2 separate regions of the Homo sapiens genome follow, and region 2 is linked to region 1. The links are chromatin contacts, found by Hi-C or POLR2A ChIA-PET in ENCODE. All regions are on one chromosome and are shown on one strand. Each heading gives the region's core, a stretch centred on a gene start or an enhancer-like site at or near the end of the contact. The rest is flanking DNA. Distances are from core to core; before and after follow the strand shown. Region 1 overlaps DOCK2 (dedicator of cytokinesis 2). Region 2 overlaps DOCK2 (dedicator of cytokinesis 2).

Region 1 (4,666 bases), core at 1,869-4,368:
TTTTTCTGTCACTCTATGTCCCTCCAGTATGTTCATGACTGGCCTCAGAATTGAGTTAGATATTTCATGAAGAGAAACATAATATATTCTCATATGTTGTTCACAATCACATTGATCCATCAAGCCTCCCACCTGCTTTGGCTAAAACAAAGAATTTCTAAAATATGTTCAACAGAATCCTAGCCCCAGGATATGACACTAGGAAAAAGGAAAATGCTCGGTAGTCAACGAGTTTTGGGACGTGCTCTGCATTCTTATTTCCTTTTGCAGGTCTGCAGAGCACATTTACATCTCAAGGGCTCTAAGAACTTGACATAAGGAAGCCTTTAACTTCTATATTTGTTCTCAAGTTTCTCACATTTGACCAGGAAATGTTATTTTAATACATTTAACGTATGAATTTTTTTTTTTCTGAGAAGGAGTCTCGCACTGTCACCTAGGCTGGAGTGCAGTGGTGCAATCTCAGCTCACTGCAACCTCCGCCTCCCAGGTTCAAGTGATTGTCATGCCTCAGCCTCCTGAGTAGCTGGAACTATAGGCACATGACACCATGCACGACTCATTTATGTATGTATGTATGTATGTATTTATTTTTAGTAGAGACAGAGTTTCACCATGTTGCCCAGGCTGGTCTCGAGCTCGTGACCTCAGGTCATCCACCTGCCTCAGCCTCTCATAGTGCTGGGATTACAGGCATGAGCCACTGCACCTGGCCTAAAACGTTATTTTAATAAAACACCACTTAGTATTCCACAAAACATTTTGCGGGGAGATGCCATATGAGAAGGACCTGGAGGGAGACTGCAACAGATATCTGGAACAACTATACCTTCCCTCTGCCTTCTCCCCACAACTACACAGAGAGGCACAAAGCTGCCTGCCACTACCAATTAGACTGCCTGTAGAGGGGTGGTTAAAAAACAGGCAAGGGTCAAGTGTTTGAAGGGCATCTTGAAGGAATGCAAAATCTAGTTCAATTTTGCAGACTGAGATAACTGCCAAGTATAATCAAGAGTTGTATTAATTGAATAAGTACTCTCTTCCAAGGACTTGTCTGACAGTATTATGTGTATTAAGTCCTTTTACTTCCACAGTCAACCTATTGCTCCCATTTTACAGGTGAGGAAACCAGGGCACAGAGCAGGTGAATGACTTGCCCAAGGTCACACCATTGGTGAGCATTAGGGCTGGAATACGAACCCAGACTCTCTGGGCCTAGGGTCTATGCACAGAACTGCCTTGCTCAACTGCTCTCATTAAAAGGAAGAAGGCTGGGTGTGGTGGCTCATGCCCATAATCCCAGTACTTTGGGAGGCCAAGGTGGGCAGATCACTTGAGATCAGGAGTTTGAGACCAGCCTGGCCTACAAGGTGAAACCCCATTTCTACTAAAAACACAAAAATTAGCCTGGTGTGGTGGCACACGCTTGTAATCCCAACTACTCAGGGGGCTGAGACAGGAGAATCACTAGAACCTGGGAGACAGTGGTTGCAGTGAGCAGAGATGGTAAAACTACACTCCAGCCTGGGCAACAGAGTGAGACTCTGTCTCAAAAAAAAAAAAAAGAAGAATGCTAATTGTTCCAGTCAGTATTCTGCTCCCTCAGCTTGCGGGGATGAGCACAGACCCAGAGCCAGACTGCTCAGGTTTGAATCCCAGCTCTGATATTTCCTAGCAGCGTGGTCGTGGTCAGGCTACTTCCCTGTTCAGTGCCAGTTTCCTCAACTATAAAATGAAGGAAATATTAGTACAAACCTCACACGGCTGTTGTAAGCAATACATAAATTATTTAAATAAAGCACTTAAAACAGTGCCTGGTTCATGGTAAGAACTAGACATGTGTTTGCTGCTATTATTAATTATTACCTTGACTGTTTCCATCCAGCGTGGCTGTTTGACTTGATAGTACACAACGGAGCGATACTCATTCATGGGCTTGTCCCCTGCTCCCACGCAAATTGCATTCTGACCCAAGAAAAACAAAGTGAGGGAAAAGACTACAGAATTGTCATTTTCTGTGCTTGTGCAGGTTTGGTCCCTAGGCCACGACCAGCCTTAGGGCCTGGGCCAACCCTGCCTTCCCTAGCCCTCATGCCAGGTGCCCATAATGGCTCCTTCTCTATTACAGATTTACACAGGAGTGCCCCAGCCACAGGACTGACAGGCACTTAACTACAGAAATTCCATTACTTCCATTCTGGAAACCACTGGAGTGCACCAGGGCATTGATGTGGCTGCCTTACTGTAAGTGACAACCAGCCTTGGAGTTACTGCACACTGCCAGTCTTATTAATCCTATTTGTTTCCTAAATGTGAATGTGCAGAAAGTTTACTAACAGGCTCAGATCAGCCAAGCAGCAACTCTTTGCGATGAATTTCTACAGCTAACACGTCAGGGCGGTGGGCAGTGCTGGACAAAAGGAGAGAGCACAGGCTTCAGAGAGACACATGAGCACCTGCCTTAAAGAACAAGTCTGGGGTGAGGGGGTTCCGGGGAGGAGGCTCAGTTCAGGTCACAATAATGGAAACATCTTCTTGGTACTCCATGCTGTGCACTGGGGTATAGGAATGGGTCAGACATTGAACCTGACGTGAGCTCACAGTTTTGTGCAGGAAACATTAGGGAACACGTCATGACAGCAAGGCAACGTGATGACAGACATGTGTACACACTACTGTTGGGCACAGAGGAAGGACACAAGGACAGGTGAGGAATCAGGGAAGATTTGTTGGAGGCAATGACAGTTGAGAATCTTGAAGAAAGTTTCCAAGTTGGCACACAGCAGAAATGTGGGAGGGGCTTTCTGAGCAGAGAGTGAGCACAGAGCACACATGTCCAAGTGGGACATTTATTCCTTGCCATAAAAATCACCCTCAGAGGTTCAGAAAGGAGCTGACTCACAAGGAATGACCTCCTGGTCACATACAACAATGCCTACTTCTATGGTCATTCCAGCCGTTTGGCCCCCAAACAAGATCCAAGCTAGGATTACCCAGAAGGGGCCCGAAGTGTGGTTTTTATATTAGGCCAAACAATTTTCAATCCTCAAATTGCCAGATTCATAAGATTTGGTTTTGGAGCCCCAGCCCCTGAAATTGCAAACTGTGTGCCTCTCGGCATGTTGATGGTGAGCGAGTCATGCCTCTCATGAGATTCAATCAGATTCTCCCGTGGGTCCTTGACCTTCAGCAGGCTGAATCACCAAAGCTGGCCACATACAGGCACTCCGTGAGCCCTGGCCAACCATGCTAACCTGGGGAAAGGAAGACTCGCCCTTCACACTGGAAATCTCCCCTTGTGCTTCCGAGGTATGGAAAAGGAATGAGCTCAGTTTCAATATTGACTGACAGTACTTGCAGCCAAATCGATCCATTTGAAAACAGAATACACAGCAGTCCTTTCAGAATGTATCTTTAAAAGAAAAACAAGTGTAACCAATGAACCAGAACTGAGTGAAGACACACAGCTCTCCTTGTTTTTCCATGGGATGAAGCCTTCCAGAACTTCCCGAGGCACTGAGCTAAAAACATGCTTCCAAAGTCTTTCTAACCATTTAGAGTGGGCTTTGTGTCCAGCATCACACTAAGCCCTGCACACACACCACCTCGCTTAATTCAGTCCTCATAGCCACCTCTGATGCTTACTGTCAGCATCCCCATTTCACAGCTGGGTGACCTGAGTCCCTGAGAGATTAAACCACTTGCCCAAAAAGTGGCAAAGCCAGGACAACATCACAGACCCTCTAAATACTCATCCAGTGTTCCTTCTATAAGAACCTAGATGCCTTCCAGCCTACAAAGATTTATATCTGTTGACATTTATGGGCTTAGAGTTTCTGTAGTTACAGTAAATCCCATGTAGCTTACCAAATCAGAAACTACACATATATCTCTGGTGAAAGTAAAACTGCCGCATGGCAGGCAACTGGATCTCACAAAACTGTACTGATGATGAAAATTTTTGATTTCCTAAGGCTGGAGAAAAAAGTCTCAGTACCAGTCAGAGAAAAGCCAAAGATAGTGCCATAGGCCTCAGCACTTCAGAGAAATAACAGTGTTGGGAAGTGCACTGAGAGAGCATTGTGACCAGGGACTGAGCCCAGTTCTAGGGAAAATATACACTGGTATATATCTCAAATAACACTGTTCCATAATTTTCTACATTGCCTATCCCCATGGCCCCCAATTAACAGTGAGAGCCCCTCATAGGTGTGGGAGACTTCAGGTCAGTTGAAGAAAATCTGAGTATGGATCAGGAAGCCTGGAGGCTTTCATGTTGGCTTGGCCTTAGAAGAAACATCTCTGCAGGAAGAAAAACCAGGCTCCTAACACATGTCCTGTTTACTTGGTAGGAATCAGGTGAGAAAGAGATGACACCAGGGATGTGAACACACTTTAGGAAAGACAGTGTTCTCCTCTCACAAGACCACATCATGGGATGTCGATTAGCATGCCTAAGGTAGGAATCAGGCTGGGAGCTCAGTATACCCTTCTAATAATAATAGCTAAATTTAATGCACACCTATTATGTAGATTACCTCATCTGATATTCACAAGAGCAAAGTGCCATTGCTGGTCCTATTTTCAGACAGAGACTCTCAGGCTTAGAGAGGTTATGTAACTGCCTCAACATCCTCTTACTAATTCAGGCAGAGCTGGGCTTTGC
Region 2 (4,532 bases), core at 1,449-3,948, 200 kb before region 1:
TAGACAAGGAATTTTACAAACAATAAATGCTAATTAAGTAATCTATTCAAATGAGTTGATTGAAAAAAAAAAGAAGTACCTCCTAGAAAAAAAAAATCTCAACACTCTGGTTATACTGCTGCTCCTGCTGCTGCCACCCTGCTATGTTTGATCCTCCTTTCTTTACCAAAAACTACATGGCATTGGACAATAAGCTGGACCACTCCATTTTCCTACTACCTTCATACATTATGGGTATAATGCAACATGAATGAATGTACCCACCTGCATCTCACACACACACACACACACATACACTCCACCACACACAGTGGCACATAAAGAATTCTGTTTACAACGTAATGGTTTTAAGTGGAAAGAAAGTTATGGATTGGAGTAGTTATTAAGACAGGGGAGAATGCTGATGTCTCAATAAGACCCTAAGAAAACACATATGTGCACACACACATACACGTGCCAAAAGATGAATTTGTGTGTGGCTAAGACTATTAAAGACCCTTCGCAAGTAGAGCAACAATCCTGAAAGCCAATAGACAATGATAAGAAAGGGCATGTAAATAAGAGCCACCCTTCAACCAAGGAACCCAATACACTTGTAAATCAAACATAAATAACGGCTTGGGCTCAGGAGTTTGACATCAGCCTGGGCAACACAGTGAGACCCCATTTTCTAAATAAATAAATAAAATAATAAATAAATAAAAGCCTGGCCTATAACTGAAAGACAAAACAAAAGAAGAAAGAAGGAGAAGAAAAAATAATAGTCGCTTTCCTTTTTTTATACCCAGGGTCCCTTGTATCACCAAGAGTGGCTCAGTGGATGCCATTGTCTCAAAGAGCAAGGTGCTTTGGTTGTTCAACAGCCTGATGTGCATAGGTACGCAGTTAGCCCATGCCCTCTAGTGTTAGGGATCTTGGCTTATGCAATCATTCTAGAGAGAACAATTTCAACCTAGGAAACATCATGGAAATGAAAACAGAAAGATATTTAATAGCCCCATGAGACTCTGGTAGTGAAGATGACAGTGGGGCATTATTTTTCCCAGCAGTTGGTAGAAAACACTTCCCTCCCTTTATTTTCTTTCCTGGCATCTAGGCTTTCCGTGGAACTTGCTGATGTAACTTGGTGACCCAATATGCCACCTGTCTTGTGTTGGTTTTGCACAATCAGATAAAGGGTTTGAAGTCAATTTTTACCATCTCTGTAGCACCAACTTCTTGGCTAATTATAGGAAACTTTAATATTGTGGCCTTTAACTTGAAGGCAGACAGAAAAGAATTGAATATGAGTATTGATTTAGCACCACGTGAAATGAAGCCTGAAGGGTATTATGTCCTCATAAAGTATAATTACTCCTAAAGTTTTATCTCAAACTGTCTCAGGAACTCTCACCAGCAGGTAATAAACAGACTTGGAAAAATGTCACTGGCCACATTAAACATCCCCAGTCTGGACATGGAGGGCAATCTTATGTACAGCTCAGTGTAGTGGGAACAGCTCTAGGTTCTAAAAGCTCCACTGGCTCTGATGTCCTGTGAACGCCATAGCATGAAAAGAGAAGTGAAGGAGAGTTCTCTAATAAACAGAAATTCATACACGATTGGTATGTGTGTGGAATGCAGCAGAGGCGTAATAAGGATCTGAGAAAGGCATGAAACTCTAATAATGATCATCCTTTTTTTCTTATCCTCTGTTTCAAAGCACAGCACATACCTGACCTGTTAAATCAACTGGCCGACTAGGGGCCATTTTGTCAGTGAAAAATAATAAAATAAAATAAAAACATTAATGAAGAAATAAACCTAGAAAAGAACTGATGTCACTGAGATTTAGTGGCCAGAACAACAGCTGCCTGCTAGTGGACCAACGAGCATCAGCAAAGGTAGAAATGCTTTTCCTGGGGCCTTGGAGGCACCTGAGGGTTTCACTTATTATTCTCACTTCCAAGTGGCTCATACCCCAGATATAGGAAGGACTCAGAAATTGTGCCTTGTGAGGATAGTGTTCTGAGGACAAATGGTTAACCAACCCCCTGCAGGAGAAACCGACTAGGTGGGCTGGAGAGAGCCTACTGGGGGCTGGAGCCAGTGACTGACCTCACCAGAAGCAGAAGGGGCACCTGCCATTTCTCAAGAAAGCTGTGACCTAAAAAGTTTAGTCATCAGTCCAAATTCCTCCAGGAGACCATTAGAAACTGCCTCTCTGTTTCCCTGAGTCTTGTAGCTAGAGATGTAACAGGTCATTTTGGGGACTTCATTGCCGTGGCCCCTGCTGGGTCATCTGCTGTGAACATGACATATCGTTTTCACTCAGTGCCAAACACTTAGTGCAGTGAACCTCGGAGGAGCTCCCTGGGCACACAGGGAAAGGATGCTGAAAACAGGTCAGTCATGTTTTATGAATCAGGCCTGAGAAAAGGTAAGCACGCCTCCAACCACAGGCGGCACAATCAATCTGCTGATCTTTTTTTAAAAAGTTAAGAGAGTAAGCAATAAATCAGCACTGAGGGGGTAGATCCTCTGCCATCGAACTGTCTTGAGATGCAATTTTAAATGACTTTGTAGTGACCTTGCTTACCTAATTACAGGGCTCAAAAGAGATCTTCCTTACATATTCCATGCGGTGGTAACCGGCTTGGAACAATGTCCTGTTTGTCTCAGATGGCCACTTCTAACATGAAAGGCCTGTCTGATGACTGTCCTCTTCTTTGCAAATGGACAGACTTGGGATCTGGATCTGCGGTACTAATCATCTAGAACTGAGAGAGCCATCTGGGCCAGGAACATATGGCTCAGCTAACACCAGGCCACAGACATGGAAATAAGCCTGGCTTTGGTGCCATTCAGAGTAAACATTAAGTGTCCTCATGGCAAATTTGTTCCAATGGCTGAGAGAAAGGCACCCTGATGACTTGCAGAGTCATTAAAAAAAATGCTGGTGCAGAATTTGAGTGGCATTTTGTGGCTCAAGCTGCACAAGGGTCAATTGTGGGACTGAGAAGAAAAGAGAGGATTAGCCCCAAGTAAACAACTCAGTGATATTCACCATAAAGTATGTCTCAGGTGATTTTCCCACTGTTTATCTACTCAGACCATTCTAGAAGTTCCAAATCTGGATGATAATAATCCTTGTAAGTGATCATCTTGGATTGTATTTTATTCACAGTGACACTGGCTTTGGGATAGAACCAAAATTCTGTTTGTTGAGGACTCACAGTGCAGAGTAAAGTAGATGTATTATAGGTTTAGAGGGCAGATTTGAGTTTGAATTCTTGCTCTGCAACTTAGAAGATATGTATGTTGGTCAAGTAACTAAACCTGTTTCTTAATCCAAAAGAAACATTTTGCAGATAATAATACTCACCTTGCAGGACTGACATAAAGATAAGCACAGGGAAATATTCCCACTCTGGTACCTGATGGAGTGTGAATCCAAAACCAAATATTTAGACTTTCTTCTTCAAAAAGAAAAAACTTAGATTTTTTTAAATTCATTGCAAATTGGATAGCATCTTTCTGAAATATTCTATGTCCCACTGATTTCATTTCCTTAATCACTCTGATCCAGTGCTACTGAATAGAAAGAAATGTTCTATACTGTTGAACATGGTAGCCACCAGCAACACTGGGCTATTAGCACTTGAAATGCAGCTAATGTGACCCAGGAACTAAAATTTTAATTAATTTAAATTTAGATAGCTTCATGTGGTACAAGGTTCCCATACTGGACAGCACATCATAGCTGAGCCCTGATAGATAAAGAATGAAGGCTTTAGAAATGGAGGCACAGCAAAGGTGATGAAATCATCCACAGACTCTCCTCACATCAGCAGCAGCTACTGAAAGCAGGCAGCCTGGCTCAGCCTCGCTCACATTCACTCTAGGGGCTGACAATTATGACAGAAATAGCACCAGACAGTGGCTCTCTCTGCCAGAGGCAAGTTCTGTGACCTTGGACATAATTCCTAATTTTTCTGAACCTGTTTTCTCATCTGCAAAATGGGGCTAATGCCTCAGGGTTGTTTTGAAGGTGAAATGCAATAATGTAGTGGGGGCCTGTAGTCCCAGTTACTCAGGAGGCTGAGGCAGGAGAATTGCTTGAACCTGGGAGGCAGAGGTTGCAGTGAGCTGACATCACACCACTGCACTCTATCCTGGGCGACAGAGTGAGACTCGGTCTCAAAAAAAAAAAAAAAAAAAGAAAAAAGAAAAGAGAAAAATGCATTGAAACCTGTAAAATGAAGAACAACTACAAACATAGTTCACTGTATCCTTAGTTTTGCAACATTGGTCATGATTCCATATTGCAATATGTTGCTTGGCATTTATAGATAGACAAAAACGTCCAGGACCCATATGCTTTAAGGATTTATTTTCCTCTAGCAGGTGGGAACCTATTTGTGTTCATTTCTCTATTCATTCCAATCCTTGCCCATCTCATAACTTGGGGGCCATATTCAGAAGACCAAATGTCATGATTTGGGGATTAGTTTTAAAACATGGAGCAGGGGAAAGCATATTCTTAGAGCATG

The links. A loop is a pair of places that touch in the nucleus more often than their neighbours do. ChIA-PET counts read pairs that join two places held with the same protein, here RNA polymerase II (POLR2A). Pooled maps may share reads with other maps.
Region 2: a map of mammary epithelial cell shows a loop between it and region 1 (5-fold over the local background). The contact joins two enhancer-like sites. A Hi-C loop is called at or near these places in 5 of 168 maps with a recorded cell type or tissue (Caco-2, GM12878, PC-3 and 2 more), 2 of 37 single-sample maps with no recorded cell type and 5 of 50 pooled maps. POLR2A ChIA-PET finds 5 or more read pairs at or near these places in 1 of 52 experiments (A673).

What each region holds. Positions count from the first base shown.
Region 1 is chr5:169,705,468-169,710,133 of GRCh38, reverse strand. It overlaps DOCK2 (dedicator of cytokinesis 2), which reads right to left. Exons shown (of 52, transcript NM_004946.3): 15 at 1,867-1,965. Among named protein-coding and RNA genes, the nearest start is that of DOCK2, 71 kb to the right of the region's middle. Within about 2 kb of position 3,118, at least 3 of the 41 ENCODE cell types and tissues checked have a DNase peak (open chromatin) inside an H3K27ac peak, as active enhancers do.
Region 2 is chr5:169,908,382-169,912,913 of GRCh38, reverse strand. The region is part of intron 27 of DOCK2 (dedicator of cytokinesis 2); the gene reads right to left. All of the region lies in intron 1 of INSYN2B (inhibitory synaptic factor family member 2B), which reads left to right. Among named protein-coding and RNA genes, the nearest start is that of INSYN2B, 70 kb to the left of the region's middle. Within about 2 kb of position 2,698, at least 2 of the 41 ENCODE cell types and tissues checked have a DNase peak (open chromatin) inside an H3K27ac peak, as active enhancers do.